2 separate regions of the Homo sapiens genome follow, and region 2 is linked to region 1. Evidence: chromatin loops called from intact Hi-C (ENCODE). Cell type or tissue: heart right ventricle. All regions are shown on one strand. Each heading gives the region's core, and the rest is flanking DNA. Links, peaks and the distances in the headings are about the cores only.

Region 1 (8,335 bases), core at 145-8,144:
TTTCAATTTCAATAAAATGTGTGTTTCCTTATCTCTTGTCTGAATTCTAGTTCTAAATTGAATAACTATCCAAGGCAGAGAGCAAGGCCCTGAGTTTGTGCTGGGATGACAGAAGGTGCTGCCGTGTTTGGTATTTCCTACTGAACTTCTATTTCTTTTGCCCTCATTTGCCCTCATAGGATTCTGTTTTGGAAGCAAAGCATTCTTTCACAGCAGTCTAGAGATGGGAGAAGGAATAAAGCTTGTTATTCCTTGGTCAATATCTCTAACATCTCAACATGTGCTAAGTTACACTGTTTCCACTGTGGTGCTTCAAACTTAACAGAAATATGTATAAGACAGGGAAAGACTTGAAGCCTCCTATAGGTGTCCTGTTTAAAGAGATGAATTTTTAATATCCTGGACCAATTTGCAATATAAGATTCAGGATGGGTAAGAGATGTACCTTTCTTTTGCAAAGAGAAAGGGAGATTGTGAAAGGGGAGATGGTGGGTCCGGAATTGGTGGGTTCTTGGTCTCACTGACTTCAAGAATGAAGCCGTGGACCCTCGCGGTGAGTGTTACAGCTCTTAAGGTGGCGTGTCTGGAGTCTGTCCCTTCTGATGTTCAGATGTGTTCGGAGTTTCTTCCTTCTGGTGGGTTCGTGGTCTCGCTGGCTCAGGAGTGAAGCTGCAGACCTTCGCCGTGAGTGTTACAGCTCTTAAGGCAGCGCGTCTGGAGTTGTTCGTTCATCCCGGTGGGCTCCTGGTCTCCCTGGGCTCAGGAGTGAAGCTGCAGATCTTCACGGTGAGTGTTACAGCTCATAAAAGCAGTGTGGACCCAAAGAGTGAGCAGTAGCAAGATTTATTGCAAAGAGCGAAAGAACAAAGCTTCCACAGCGTGGAAGCAGACCCCAGCAGGTTGCCAATGCTGGCTCGGGCAGCCTGTTTTTATTCTCTTATCTGGCCCCACCCACATCCTGCTGATTGGTAGAGCCAAGTGGCCTGTTTTGTCAGGGTGCTGATTGGTGCGTTTAAAATCCCGGAGCTAGATACAAAGGTTCTCCACGTCCCCATCAGATTAGTTAGATACAGAGTTTCCACACGCAGGTTCTCCAAGGCCCCACCAGAGCAGCTAGATACAGAGTGTCAATTGGTGCATTCACAAACCTTGAGCTAAACACAGGGTGCTGATTGGTGTGTTTACAAACCTTGAGCTAGATACAGAGTACCGATTGGTGTATTTACAATCCTTGAGCTAGACATAAAGGTTCTCCACGTCCTCACCAGAGTGGCTAGATACAGACTGTCGATTGGTGCACTCACAAACCTTGAGCTAAACACAGGGTGCTGATTGGTGTATTTACAATTCCTGAGCTAGATATAAAGACTCTCCACGTCCCCACCAGACTCAGGAGCCCAGCTGGCTTCACCTAGTGGATCCCGCACCGGGGCTGCAGGTGGAGCTGCCTGCCAGTCCTGCGCCGTGTGCTCGCATTCCTCAGCCCTTGGGTGGTCGATGGGACTGGGCGCCGTGGAGCAGAGGGTGGCGCTCGTCGGGGAGGCTCCGGCCACACAGGAGCCCATGGAGTGGGTGGGAGGCTTAGGCATGGTGGGCTGCAGGTCCCGAGCCCTGCCCCGTGGGAAGGCAGCCAAGGCCCGGCGAGAAATCGAGTGCAGCGCCGGTGGGCCAGCACTGCTGGGGGACTCAGTACACCCTCTGCAGCCATTGGCCCGGGTGCTAAGTCTCCCATTTTGCCCAGAGCCAGCAGGGCTGCCTGGCTGCTCCGAGTGCGGGGCCCACCAAGCCCACGCACACCCGGAACTCCAGCTGGCCCGCAAGTGCCGCACACAGCCCCGGTTCCCGCTCATGCCTCTCCCTCCACACCTCCCTGCAAGCTGAGGGAGTGGGCTCCGGCCTTGGCCAGGCCAGAAAGGGGCTCCCACAGTGCAGTGGGGGACTGAAGGGCTCCTCAAATGCCACCAAAGTGGGAGCCCAGGCAGGGGAGGTGCCGAGAGCAAGCGAGGGCTCTGAGGACTGCCAGCACGCTGTCACCTCTCAATGGGAAAGGACAACAGGCATGATGGTAGACACTGAAGGTGCATCCTTAGGTCAATTTTATGCAAAAGTACCTATGGGCTGGCATGGTGGCTCATGCCTGTAATCCTAACACTTTGGGAGGCTGAGGCAGGAGGATTTCTTGAGCCCAGGAGTTCAAGACCAGCCTGGGTAATACAGCAAGACCTGGTTTCTACTAAATATAATTTTTATTAAAAATTGAAAACAATTTTTTAAAATTAAGAAAAATGTCTATGGAAGTCAAAGTTCCCCTCAAACTGTTCATTCTTGCATAAACCTTGATATCCCAGAGACCAATATCTCAAAGCATAGTTATAATCACTGACTTCCCAACCAAAGGCTTCTGCAGCTTCTGCTTGCCTGCAGTTGTAGCTCCTAATCTCATTATCATCAGAAGCGTGATGCTTCAGACTAATCATAATCATGATTATGATTCAGGATTGCAGGAGTGGGGCTCCAACACATGCATGTTTATGAAGCTCCCACGTAATTCCGATGGTCAGTGAGACTAAAGCCTTTTGATGAGAACTTGAGCTCCTCCTGCTTCATAGCCTTTCCCTCCATCCCTGCTGCGTAATTATCATCGATGACTCCACCATCCAGGTGGGTGACCTCCCAACACCCAGGCCTCTCAATTCTTTGGCCTTCTAGCCACCAATGACATTCCCTCTACTCCTCTCACTCCTGTGGATACACCCTGAACCTTACCACCAGAATCTTCCCCACCTCTAAATTCTGCACCTTCCGCTTCTTTATCTCATTTGTTCTAGTCACTTCATGTTGTGGGAGGCAGAATAAAGGTCTCCCAAGATGTTCACATCCTAATCTCAGGAACCTGTGAACATATAACCTTGTGTGGCAAAATGAACTTTGTAGATATAATTAAGGTTATAGACCTTAAAATAGGTAGATTAGCCTAGCTTATCCAAGTGTGTCCAATCTAATCACCAAAGTTCTTAAAAGCAGAGAACTTTCTCTGGCTGGAGTCAGACAGATGCAACAAAAGAGAAAAGCAGAAGAGATGTGGCTGGAAGGGAAGTCAGAAGAGACCTGAGGTGAAAGAAGGACTCCAGGCTGGGTGCAATGGTTCATGCCTGCCTGGAATCCCAGCACTTTGGGAGGCTGAGGTGGGAGGATGGCTTGGGGCCAGGAGTTTGAGACCAGCCTGGGCAATATAGCAAGGCCCCATCTCTACAAAAAAATAAAAATAAAAATAATTAGAAGGACTCCAGTGCTGTTGCTGGTTGAAAGATGGAGGAGGCAAGTTGACAAGGGATGCAGGTGGTTTTAAGAAGCTGATAGAAGCTCCTGGCTGACAGCCAGAAACAAAATGGGAACCTCATTTCTTCAACTGCAAGAAACTGAATGCAGCCAATAACCAGAATGAGCTTGGAAGCAGATTTATCCCTAGAATCTCCAGAAGAATGCAGTCCCACCAACACATTAATTTGAGCCTTTATGAGACTCTAAACAGGAGCCAGCTGAGACATGCTGTACCTGGACTTCTTACCTCCAGAACTATGGCATAATAAATGGCTATTGTTTTAAGGCACTAAGTCTGGTATTTTATTCCGGCTGCAATAGAAAATGAATACACCATGCTACAATTATTTGACCTTATTACATTCCAAGACATTGACCCACGACTTTATCACTATTGAACAGCCCCCTCATGTCTTTCCTGTCTTCCTTTTCCAATTTAGATTCTGTAGCCTGCCATTTTAATCACCTCACATAAGCATCCTCAGCTCTCTTGTTCTTCTCTCCCTTTATTACTGTGCTGCTCAGACTTGGCACGCCATCAGAATCGCCTGGAGAGCTTGTTGAAGCACATTCTACTGGGCCTCGCCTCCGCAGTTACTGATGCAGGAGTTTTGGGTGGGGTCTGAGAATGTGCATTTTTCACCAGTTTTCAATGATTCTGATACTGCTGGTCCAGGGACCACACATTGAGAACCACTGCTTTGCTACAATCACCCTGATCGCACCTGACAGTCTTCTTCGCACCGGTAACCAAGGAGTCTGGTGTTGCTCAAGAAAAAAAATCACCAAATCGAGCCTACTGCTTTCATTTAAATTCATGTTAGAGCCCCTAAATAACCCTTAATAACTGCCAAGCTGCCTGTCCTTTTCCATTTCCCTAATAAAGTTCCTTTGTGTTTCTTATACATTGTCTGTCCTCTCTTCTGAAACCTCCCATGTACTTCCACTCCTCAGTTTCAGCAGATAATATTACCTCCCACACTTCAGTGAGGAACCAGAGGCCAGAAGATGGGAACTCCCTCATCTTCCCTCCCACGAGGCTGCAACCCTGCCTGAGACTGTTCCTTCTTCCCTCTTGTTACAGTGGAAGGACAGATCTCTGCCCACTATCGGCCACTCTCTCCTCCTGTCCCTGCACCCTATTGCTCTCACCTCTCCAAGAACCCTGCTTCTTTAATTACCTCCTCTTTCCTATGATATTAGCATATGTGTCCATCGGAATTACTTGCTGGATCCCCATCTTCAGCACCTTCTTGGCCCCATGTCCTCTTCCAGCCACCATCCAATTTCTTTGCCCCCATTCACAGCAAACATTATTGAAAAAGTTGTTGGCTCACTGTGTGTCTATCTCCTCCCTTCCCATTCACTCTTTTGAAAGATGTATGGAATGTGTAGTCATTGAATCAATATTACACTGGATACTTGATATATGTTGACTGTCATCCTGTGATCCCCCCTTTCATGAAGTTTGTGGACAAAATCCCTAAATACGGCATTTACAGCTAGTGACAAGTGCCGTATAGAAAACAGAGGGATGTGATGGCTTTCATGACCCATACGGGCATTCAAGAAATACATATTGAGCAGCCACTATGCACCAGGAACAGTTTATATTCTAGTAGGAAATATATAGAAAAAAAAACAACAGCAATAAAAATTAAAACATGTATGTTAGTGATATGTGCTATGAAACAAAGAAAGCAGAGTGAGTTAGGAGTGTAGGCAGAGGGATAATGATCCTTAATTAGCATGGTGAGGTAAGGCTTCATTGAGAAGGTGCTTTTAAGTGAGGACCCAAGGGAGAAGGAATTAGCTGTGCAGCTATCTGCGGGGAGAACATTCATTCCCAGCAGAGAAAATGGCAGAAAATGGCAGGGCAGAAGCGTGCCTGCTCTTTGGAATAACTGCGAGAAACTGGCAGCAATAGAAAATGAATCACCGTGCTACAATTATTTGACCTTATTACATTTCAAGACATTGACCCACGACTTTATCACTATTGAACAGCCCCCTCATGCCTTTCCTGTCCTCCTTTTCCTCATGCTTTTCCTGTCCTCCATGATTTCCGGGCGGAAGCGTGCCTGGCTGGTTGGAAAAACTGCAAGAAACTGCAAGGAATGAGAAGGAGGCCAGTCTGCCTGGAGCTCTGTGAGCAGAAAGAAGGAGTCAGGCTAGGGGATGAACCCTGCATCACAAAGGGGCCGAGTTGTTGGGGGCAGAGGTCAGCAAGCTTTTCTGTAAAGTGCTAGATAGTAAGTATTTTTAGCTTTGCAAGCCACATGTGGTCTGTATCGCATATTCTTTCTCTTTTTGAAAAAAGTGTGAAAGCCCTCTCTTCCCTCTTGCCATACAAGGATTTTGCTGGCCGGCCTTAGTTTGCCACCCCCTGGGACCTTGTAGGCTGTTGTAAAGATTTTAGCATTTACTCGGAGTCACATGAGAAGCACTAGAGGATTCTGAGCAAAGGAGTAATAGGTCCTCTCTTACATTTTGAGAGTATCTTTCAGTTTTGTTTGTTTGTTTTTTTAACCACAGGCATATACCACCATGCCCGGCTGATTTTGATATTTTTTGTAGAGATTGGGGGGGGGGGGGGCGGATCTCATTATGTTGCCCAGGCTGATCTCGAACTCTTGGGTTCAAACGATCCTCCTGCTTCAGCCACCCAAAGTGCTGGGATTACAGACATGAGCCACTGCGCCCAGACTTTAAATATATGTTGGGAAACCTGGCCAACATGGTGAAACCTATCTCTACTAAAAACACAAAAATTAGCCGGCGGCAGTGGCACCCGCCTATAATCCCAGCTACTTGGGAGGCTGAAGCATGAGAATCGCTTGAGCCCAAGAGGCGGAGGTCGCAGTGAGTTGAGATCACACCATTGCACTCCAGCCTGGGAGGCAGAGAAAGACCCTGTCTCAAAAAACGTGTGTGTGTGTGTGTGTGTGTGTGTGTGTGTGCGCGCATGTGTGTGAGTGATATATATATGTCGTTTATTTCATAAGGTGCCTGTAAGTGTTAAGAATCTTTTAGTTTTTATATGCGGAATCTTTTTTTTCCTACCCCCAACACTCTTGAATGGTAATTTGGCTGGGTGTAAATTTCTTCCATTTATAGGGCATTTTCTTCAATTCTGGGGGAAAAAACTCAGTAGTTTTCTCATCAAATATTGCTTTTTCCATCTAATTATCTTTCTCTGGAACACTTATTATTTTATAAATATTTGAATCTTGTAATCTGTTCTCCATGTTTTTAGTTGCTGTTTTTTGTTTATCTTGTGCTATATTCTGAATGAGTCCTCAGTTTTGTCTTCCAATTCCCTAATTTACTGTTTGAGTGTGTTCAATCTAGAGTTTCTCCCACTTATGACCTTTAAAATTTCAATTAGTGTATTTTTTTTATTTCAAGGATTTCCAGTTGGTTCTCTCTCATACTGTTTCATTTCTGCCTATTTTTGCTGAATAATTTCATTTTGAAATGAAAGTTATGCATTCATCTCTGAACATTTTTAAAATCCAAAGGAAATTTGAGAAAATTTCTGGTCTGATTGTTAATTTCAAAGGCTATCTTTCTGTTTTGTAATTATGGTTGAAAGGTCTTTTAGCGTGAGAAAGTATTCATTTTTGTTTGATTTCTCTCTCTCTTACTCTCCCCTCATTCCTTTCCAGGAGGGCTCCAGCTGGCCCTCTGGGCCTCAAACTAGAGTCAAAGCTTAGGATTATGATTTTTCTATCCCTAGATATTAGGGATGTGGCATATTAGGGATAACTAATATCCCTAGATATTAGTTATGGGTCCAGCAGACAGCTTGACAATTTCTGGTAATGAGGTGTTCTCTTTGCTCCTCATCTCTCTAGTCTCTAATAAAGTCTCAGTCCATAGGTTAACTGCTATTATCTTCATCTTCTTTTCACAAGCGATGGAGCTCACTTCAGCCTCTGGTATCAAGCTGGAAGCCTCCGTCTCCCACCTTGTGGGGAGTGCTTTAGCCCCCTACTCCCCTGCTAAACCCCCATCCAGCTGCTAGTGTCCAACTTCCAGACTTAGAGCCCCACAAGCTTGAGACTTCAGCCTAAGGAAATACTTAGCTTAACGTGTTTCCATTCTATTTCTGGTTCATGGAGATACATAAGATATATATATATCTTGGATTACATATCATGGAGATATATAAGAGTGCAACTGTGTCTTTTTGGAAAAAATCATTTTTATATTTTAAATATCATGCCTGGGTGTTTGAAGCAAAGGGGGTTTTGGAGACAAGCTCACTTCCTTGTGTTGACTTCAACCACCTCATACTTGGTTTCTGTCCCCTACCCCCCTACAGAAACCACCACGGTTAAGGTCACTGGTGATCTTTAGGATGCCAGATCCAATGGACGTTTCTTTGTCTTAATCTTACTTGGTGTATTGTCAGCTTTTGATATAACTGACCACACTGTTCTTAAAACGTCACTCTCTGCTTGACCGCACACTCTCCTGAAACTCATTCTCGTTGTCCTTTACAGCTCCTCCTCCTCTCCTTGAATTCCACATGTAGAAGTTCTGGCCAGCGCAGTGGCTCACACTTCTAATCCCAGCACCTCTAGAGGCCAAGGCGGGAGGATCACTTGAGGCCAGGAGTTCAAGAGCAGAATAGGCAACATAGTGAGGCCCTGTCTCTCCAAAAAGCTTTTAAAAATAAAAAATTAAAAAACTGAAAAACTAATATGGAAATTCTACACCTCTATCTATACCCTTCCCTTGACGAGATCCTCAATCCCATAGTTTTAAATACTGTTTATATTCTGATAACTCCCAAATTTTTATCTCCAGATTAAATATCCTATCTGAGTTCCAGACTCAGTCTACATACAAACTTCACAATTCCAGTTGCATGTTTAATAAATATCTTAAACTTAACATGTTCAAAATAAAACTCTTGATTTCTTCCTCCAAACTTCCTCCTCTTTCAGTCTTTCCCAACACATGGTAATATCATTTATAAATTGGGAGCCATTATTATTTTTTTTTG
Region 2 (8,335 bases), core at 82-8,081, 510 kb after region 1:
AGTTAATTTTTGTATTTTTAGCAGAGTCGGGGTTTCGTCCTGTTGGCCAGGCTGGTCTCGAACTCCTGACCTCAAGTGATCTGCTGCCTTGGCCTCCCAGACTGCTGGGATTACAGGCATGAGCCACCGCGCCCGGCCAATTTTCTCTCCTTTCTTCAAAGGAATCAACAGCTATATATCAAACACATAGCCATGTGCTGTGCTTAGGAAGTGAGAAAACTAAAAAATAAATTATAAGTAAGGCAGGTGCTCTCTTATATCAGCTCACACCTAATTAGATCCTCCTTTAATTTTGTTGAAAGCAATTAATTGGGAATCATCTAACTTCTAATAGGGTTTGTACACAGACATGAGAATTATTCAGTTTCTAATCTTCTGGGAAGTAAACCAAAATAGTTTTTCCAAAAATTATCTTGTGAATATTAATTATGTCTCTAAATTTTTTACCTACGGACAGCGTCTTTAATCAAATAAAAAGGCAGTAATCGTAGCAGTTTGGGAGGCCAAAACAGGAGGGTTGCTTGAGGCCACGAGTTCAAGACCAGCCAGGGCAACATAGCGAGACCCCCATCTCTAAACAAACAAACAAACAAACATTAATGAGGTATGGTGGTGCATACCTGTAATTCCAGCTACTTGGGAAGCTGAGGTGGGAATCTCATTTGAACCCAGGAGGTCAAGACTGCAGTGAGCCAAGATCATGCCACTGCACTCCAGCCTGGGTGAAAGAAGGAGACCCCAATCTCAAAATATTAAAAAAGAAAAAACCAAAAAGGGACTGGAAAACTTAAAATAGTCTTAAATTTCAATACACCTCGCCAGGCGCAGTGGCTCATGCCTGTAATACCAGCACTTTGGGAGGCCGAGGTGGGCAGATCACGAGGTCAGGAGATTGAAACCATCCTGGCTAACACAGTGAAACCCCATCTCTACTAAAAATACAAACAATTAGCCGGGTGTGGTGGCGGGCACCTGTAGTCCCAGCTACTTGGGAGGCTGAGACAGGAGAATCACTTTAACGCAGGAGGCGGAGGTTGCAGTGAGCCGAGATCGCACCACTGTACTCCAGCCTGGGTGACAGAGCAAGACACCATCTCAGAAAAAAAAAAAAAATTCAGTAGATTTCTTAACACTCTTAACAATATACCCTTAAACAATTTTTTTAGTTTTTATTTTAAAATTATAGAAATTCATCAAGTTACAAGGCAATACAATGAGGTCCCCTGTACTCTTTACTCAGTTCCCCCCATGGTTATTTCTTATATAATACAATATCAAAACCAGAAAAATCACATTGATACAATGTGTGTATAGTTCTATGTCATTTTATCACATGCATAGATCTGTGTAATCACCATCACAATCAATAAATAAAACTATTCTCACTATAAAGAGCTTCCTCATGCTACACTTTTATAGTTTCACCCAACCCCGCCCCCACAAAAATCCCATGACTACCATTAATTTCCTGGTGACCTCTACAATTGTGTTGTTTGGAGAATGCTATATAAATTGAATCGTACAGTATGTGTCTTTTTGAGACTGATTTTTTTCACTTACATAATGCTCCTGACTGAGATCTGTCCAAATTTTTGAGGGTATCAATAGTTCATTACTTTATATTGCTACGAGATATACCATAGTATAGATGTACCACAGTTTAATCACTCCTACTATTGTAGGACATTTTGGTTGTTTCCAATTTTGGGCCATTGAAAATAAAACCATGTATGGGATTCTGTGCAGAAATAAATTTTAATTTATCTAGGAGAAACGCCCAAGAGTACAACTGCTGAGTCATATGGTTAAGTGTATAGTTAGCATTTTAAGAAATTGCTAAACCGTTTTCCAGAGCAACTATACTATTTTACAACTCCTACCAGCAATGTGTGAGAGACTGTATTACCATATCCTTGCCACCTCCAGTGGCTGTTCCTTGCCCACATTTAATATTGCCACTAATTTTTTTTTTTTTTTTAAAGATAGGGTCTGGCTCTGTTGCCCAGGCTGGAGTACAGTGGCACGATCACGGCTCACTGCAGCCTTGACCTCCCAGGCTTAAGTAGATCCTCCTACCCTAAATCCTTTTTGGCAAAATATCTTTTTGTGTCTTTTGCACATTTTCTAAATGAACTGTTGTTTACTGTTGTTTTTAAAAAAGATTGTGATTTGAGAGTTCTTTATATATTCTCTTGTTTTGCTCTTGTTGCCCAGGCTGGAGTGCAATGCTGTGACCTTGGCTCACTGCAACCTCCGCCTCCCAGGTTCAAGCGATTCTCCTGCCTCAGCCTCCCAAGTAGCTGGGACTACAGGTATGCACCACCACATCTGGCTAATTTTTGTATTTTTAGTAGAGACAGGATTTCTCCATGTTGGTCAGGCTGGAGGCTGGTCTCAAACTCCTGACCTCAAGTGATCTGCCCACCTCGGCCTCCCAAAGTGCTGGGATTACAGGCATGAGCCACCACGCCCGGCCAAGAGAGTTCTTTATCTATTCTATATACAAGTCTTTTGTCAGGTGGTGGTTTGCCAATATTTTATCCTAGTCTTTTCATTCTCATTACAGGGTATTTAGCACAGCAAAAGTTCTTAATTTTAATACATTCCAATTTAGCAATTTTTTATAGATCATGTTTCTTGTGTCATGTCTAAGAACTCTTCACCAAGTTTTAGTTCCAAAGATGTTCTATGTTTTCTCCTAAAAGTTTTATAGTTTTACATTTTAAACTTCAGTCTATTATCCATTTTGAGTTACTCTGGTACCACTGTGAGTCTTAGGTCAAGATTATTTTTTTGGTCTAAGTTTTTTGTCTATGGATATCCAATTGCACTGGCCCCACTTCTGAAGAATACTATTCTTTTCCTTTGAATTGTTTTTGTACCTTTGTCAAAAGCCAGGTGGCTGTAATTGGATAGGCTATTTCTGGGTTTGCTGTTCTGTTCCACTGACCTAGTGGTCAATGGAACAAACCAAATATATATATTTGGTTTCTGCCCCTGGTTCTAACACAAAGCTCCTAAAACTCTTGTAATTTCGTGAACGACAGGGGTCCTAATGTGTCCAGAATTGGTGGGTTCTTGGTCTCACTGACTTCAAGAATGAAGCCGTGGACCCTCGCGGTGAGTGTTACAGCTCTTAAGGTGGCGTGTCTGGAGTCTGTCCCTTCTGATGTTCAGATGTGTTTGGAGTTTCTTCCTTCTGGTGGGTTTGTGGTCTCGCTGGCTCAGGAGTGAAGCTGCAGACCTTCGCGGTGAGTGTTACAGCTCTTAAGGCAGCGCGTCTGGAGTTGTTCGTTCCTCCCGGTGGGCTCGTGGTCTCGCTGGGCTCAGGAGTGAAGCTGCAGATCTTCACGGTGAGTGTTACAGCTCATAAAAGCAGTGTGGACCCAAAGAGTGAGCAGTAGCAAGATTTATTGCAAAGAACGAAAGAACAAAGCTTCCACAGTGTGGAAGGGGACCCGAGCGGGTTGCCAATGCTGGCTCGGGCAGCCTGCTTTTGTTCTGTTATCTGGCCCCACCCACATCCTGCTGATTGGTAGGGCCGAGTGGCCTGTTTTGTCAGGGCGCTGATTGGTGCGTTTACAATCCCTGAGCTAGATACAAAGGTTCTCCACGTCCCCATCAGATTAGTTAGATACAAAGTTTCCACACACAGGTTCTCCAAGGCCCCACCAGAGAAGCTAGGTACAGAGTGTCGATTGGTGCATTCACAAACCTTGAGCTAAACACAGGGTGCTGATTGGTGTGTTTACAAACCTTGAGCTAGATACAGAGTGCCGATTGGTGTATTTACAATCCTTGAGCTAGACATAAAGGTTCTCCACTTCCTCACCAGAGCAGCTAGATACAGAGTGTCGATTGGTGCACTCACAAACCTTGAGCTAAACACAGGGTGCTGATTGGTGTATTTACAATCCCTGAGCTAGATATAAAGACTCTCCACATCCCCATCAGACTCAGGAGCCCAGCTGGCTTCACCTAGTGGATCCCGCGTAGGGGCTGCAGGTGGAGCTGCCTGCCAGTCCTGCGCCGTGTGCTCGCATTCCTCAGCCCTTGGGTGGTCGATGGGACTGGGTGCCGTGGAGCAGGGGGTGGTGCTTGTCGGGGAGGCTCGGGCCGCACAGGAGCCCATGGAGTGGGTGGGAGGCTTAGGCATGGCGGGCTGCAGGTCCCGAGCCCTGCCCCGTGGGAGGGCAGCCAAGGCCCAGCGAGAAATCGAACGCAGTGCCGGTGGGCCAGCACTGCTGGGGGACTCAGTACACCCTCCGCAGCCACTGGCCTGGGTGCTAAGTCCCCCATTGCCCAGGGCCAGCAGGGCTGCCTGGCTGCTCCGAGTGCGGGGCCCACCAAGCCCACGCCCACCCGGAACTCCAGCTGGCCCGCAAGTGCCGCACACAGCCCCGGTTCCCGCTCATGCCTCTCCCTCCACACCTCCCTGCAAGCTGAGGGAGTGGGCTCCGGCCTTGGCCAGGCCAGAAAGGGGCTCCCACAGTGCAATGGGGGACTGAAGGGCTCCTCAAATGCCACCAAAGTGGGAGCCCAGGCAGGGGAGGTGCCGAGAGCAAGCGAGGGCTCTGAGGACTGCCAGCACGCTGTCACCTCTCACTAAGAGCATCTTTTGTTCTAATATTTGGTCTTTGACCTTGGTTCCTGACACAGAACTCCTAAAACCACTGAGTGATAGCAATGATAGGAACATCTTACGTAAAGCTTCTGAATTCCTTAGACTTTGTATTAGTCCGATTTTATGCTGCTGATAAAGACATACCTGAGACCGGGCAATTTACAAAGAAAGGCGTTTAATAGACTCACAGTTCCATGTGGCTGGGGAGGCCTCACAATCATGGCAGAAGGTGAAAGGCATATCTCACATGGCGGCAGACAAGAGAAGAGAACATATATATACAGGGAAACTCCCCTTTACAAAACCATCAGATCTCATGAGACTTATTCACTATCACTAGAACAGCACAGGAAAGACCTGCCCCCCTGATTCAATTACCTCCCACTGGGTCCCTCCCATGACACATGGCAATTGTGGGAGCTACAATTCAAGATAAAATTAGGGTGGGGACACAGCCAAACCATATCATTCTGCCCTGGCCCCCCCCAAACCTCATGTCCTCACATTTCAAAACCAGTCATGCCTTCCCAACAGTCCCCCAAAGTCTTAACTCATGTCAGCATTAACGTGAAAGTCCACAGTCCAAAGTCTCATCAGAGACAAGGCAAGTCCTTTCTGCCTATGAGCCTGTAAAATCAAAAGCAAGTTTATTACTTCCTAGATACAATGGGGGTACAGGCATTGGGTAAATACAGCCATTTCAAATGTGAGAAATTGACCAAAACAAAGGGGTTACAGGCACTGTGCAAGTCCGAAATCCAGCAGGTCAGTCAAATCTTAAAGCTCCAAAATGATCTCCTTTGACTCCAGGTCTCATATCCAGGTCACACGGATGCAAGAGGTAAGCTGTATGGTCTTGGGCAGCTCCGCCCCTGTGGCTTTGCAGGGTATAGCCTCCCTCCTGGCTGCTTTCACGGGCTGCTGTTGAGTGTCTGTGGCTTTTCCAGGCACACAGTGCAAGCTGTCGGTGGATCTACCATTCTGGGATCTGGAGGACAGTGGCCCTCTTCTCACAGCTCCACTAGGCAGCAGCCCAGTGGGGACTCTGTATGGGGGCTTCAACCCCACGTTTCCCTTTTGCACTGCCCTAGCAGAAGTTCTTCCTGAGGACCCTGCCCCAGCAGCAAACTTGTTCCTGGACATCCAGGCATTTCCACACATCTTCTGAAACCTAGGTGGAGGTTCCCAAACCTCAGTTCTTGACTTCTGTGCACTGGCAGGCTCAACACCGCGTTGAAGTTGCCAAGGCTTAGGGCTTGCAGCCTCTGAAGCCACAGCCCACACTGTACCTTGGCCCCTTTCAGTCACTGCTAGAGCAGCTAGGAGGCAGGGCACCAAGTCCCTAGACTGCACACAGCAGTGGGACCCTGGGCCTGGCCCAGGAAACCATTTTTTCCTCCTAGGCCTCTGGGTCTGTGATGGCAGGGGCTGCCACAGAGGTCTCTGACACGCCCTAGAGACCTTTTCCGCATGGCCTTGGCAATTAACATTTGGCTCCTCGTTACTTATGCAAATTTCTGCAGCTGGCTTGAATTTCTCCTTAGAAAATGGGATTTTCCTTTCTATTGCATTGTCAGGCTGCAAATCATCTGAACGTTTATGCTCTGCTTCCGTTATAAAATTAAATGCCTTTAACAGCACCCAAGTCACATCTTGAATGCTTTGCTGCTTATAAATTTCTTCTCCCACACCCTAAATCAACTCTCTCAAGTTCAAAGTTCCACAAATCTCTAGGGCAGGGGCAATCTGTCACCAGTCTCTTTGCTAAAACATAATAAGAGTCACTTTTGCTCCAGTTCCCAATAAGTTCTTCATTTCCATTTGAGACCACATCAGCCTGAACTTTATTGTCCATATCACTATCAGCATTTTGGTCAAAGCCATTCAACAAGTCTAGGAGGTTCCAAACTGTCCTACATTTTCCTATCTTCTCCTAAGCCTTCCAAACTGTTCCAACCTCGGCCTGCTACCCAGTTCCAAAGTTGCTTCCACATTTTTTGGGTATCTTTACTGCAGCGCCCCACTCTCCTGGTACCAATTTATTGTATTAGTCCATTTTTATGTTGCTTTATAAGCAACATAAAGACATACCTGATACTGGGCGATTTACAAAAGAAAGGCGTTTAATAGACTCACAGCTCCACATGGCTGGGGAGGCCTCACAATCATGGCAGAAGGTGAAAGGCATGTCTCACATGGCAGCCAACAAGAGAAGACAACTTGTGCAGGGAAATTCCCCTTTATAACACCATCAGATCTCATGAGACTTATTCACTATCACGAGAATATCATGGGAAAGACCTGCCTCCATGACTCAATTACCTCCACAAGGTCCCCCCCAACAACACATGGGAATTATGAGAACTACAATTCAAGGTGAGATTTGGATAGGGACACAGCCAAACCATATCAGGCTTCCTTGGTGACAAGCGTATCTTTGCTCTAATGAAGAAACTCTTGGTGGGCTCCTGAATAGCTTCAGGATGGGGAGCTGATCACCAGAAAGACCAAGCCATAATTTGAAGCTGGGGACTTTTAGCCCCATCTGCATTCTCCAGGGAGTGGCTGGAGACTGAGTTAGTATTTGATTATGTGTACACACTGAAGCCTCCACAAAAAGCCTATCTGCTGAAGCCTCCAAAACTGCAGGGCTTGGAGAACAAACAAATTATCAAACCTGAGGAGGATGTTGTATGGCCAAGTCAGACAAAAGCATGCATACTCCATACTTGCAACTAGCACCTGAAATGGGAGGTAAGGTACTCTTGTGGGACTGAGCCTTTAATCCGTGGGAATTCTAGGTAATTAATGTCAAAAACTGAGTTAAACTATAGGACACTCTATTGGTATCCACAGAGAAGTGAAGAACTGCTTGGTGTGGAACACCCATGCATTTGATATAAGAAGTGTTGCGAATAAAGAAACTGTTTTTCTTTTATTATCTTTCTGCCAATACAATAGGATGATTCTTCCCACTTTTTTCTTCTTTTTCTAAATTGTTTTAGCTATTCTAATTCCTTCAACTTTCCATATATATAATCTTGTCCATGTACTAGAAAAATCTTTGGGGATTTTTATAAGAATTGTGTTAAACCTGTGTATCAACTTGAGTGGAATTAGCATCTTTACTGTATTGAGTCTTCCAATCTATGTACACAGTATTTCCATTTACTTAGATCTTTAATTTTTTCCCCAACATTTTGTAGTCTCAGCATATAAGTCCTGTATGTGTTTTGTTGGATTTACACCTAAATACATCATTTCTTTTAGTAACTGTAAATTACACTGTATTTTAAAATTTTTCCACATCTTCATTGACAGGATATACAAAAATACAATTAGTTTTTGTACGATCTCATAACCTGTGAATCTATATAACTCACTTATTAGTTCTAGATGTGTTTTTGTGTACTCTTTGGAATTGTCTATACACATAATGATGTCAACTACAAACAGGGACAGATTTATTCCTTCCATTTTGATCTGCATGTCCTTTATTTCCTTGTTTTGTGGTATTGAGCTGGCTAGAACTTCCAACAGCATATTGAATAGCAGTAGTGAGAGCAGACATCCTTTCTTATTCTCAATCTTAGGGGGAAAGCATTCAATTTTTCACCAGTAAGTATAATGTTACCTTCGGCTTTCTGTAGCTGTTCTTTATCAAGCTGAAGCAGTTCCCCTCTATTCCTAGCTTTCTAAGATTTTTTAAAA

What was found. Peaks named below come from ENCODE experiments on the same cell type or tissue, not always from the same donor. Only the 100,000 strongest peaks of a DNase experiment are listed, where the experiment ranks them.
Region 2: a loop joins it to region 1, with 11 times the contacts of the local background. A loop is called at or near these places in 4 of 110 quality-filtered maps.

The regions. Positions count from the first base shown.
Region 1 is chr11:9,621,563-9,629,897 of GRCh38, forward strand. No RefSeq gene overlaps it. Among named protein-coding and RNA genes, the nearest start is that of SWAP70, 38 kb to the right of the region's middle. RefSeq lists an enhancer at 5,501-5,550. In heart right ventricle, for the core only: no CTCF peak of the experiment used is centred there; DNase peaks (open chromatin) are centred at 4,369 and 5,419; H3K4me3 peaks cover 784 bases; H3K27ac peaks cover 2,234 bases.
Region 2 is chr11:10,129,265-10,137,599 of GRCh38, forward strand. The region is part of intron 2 of SBF2 (SET binding factor 2); the gene reads right to left. Among named protein-coding and RNA genes, the nearest start is that of SBF2, 160 kb to the right of the region's middle. In heart right ventricle, for the core only: no CTCF peak of the experiment used is centred there; no DNase peak of the experiment used is centred there.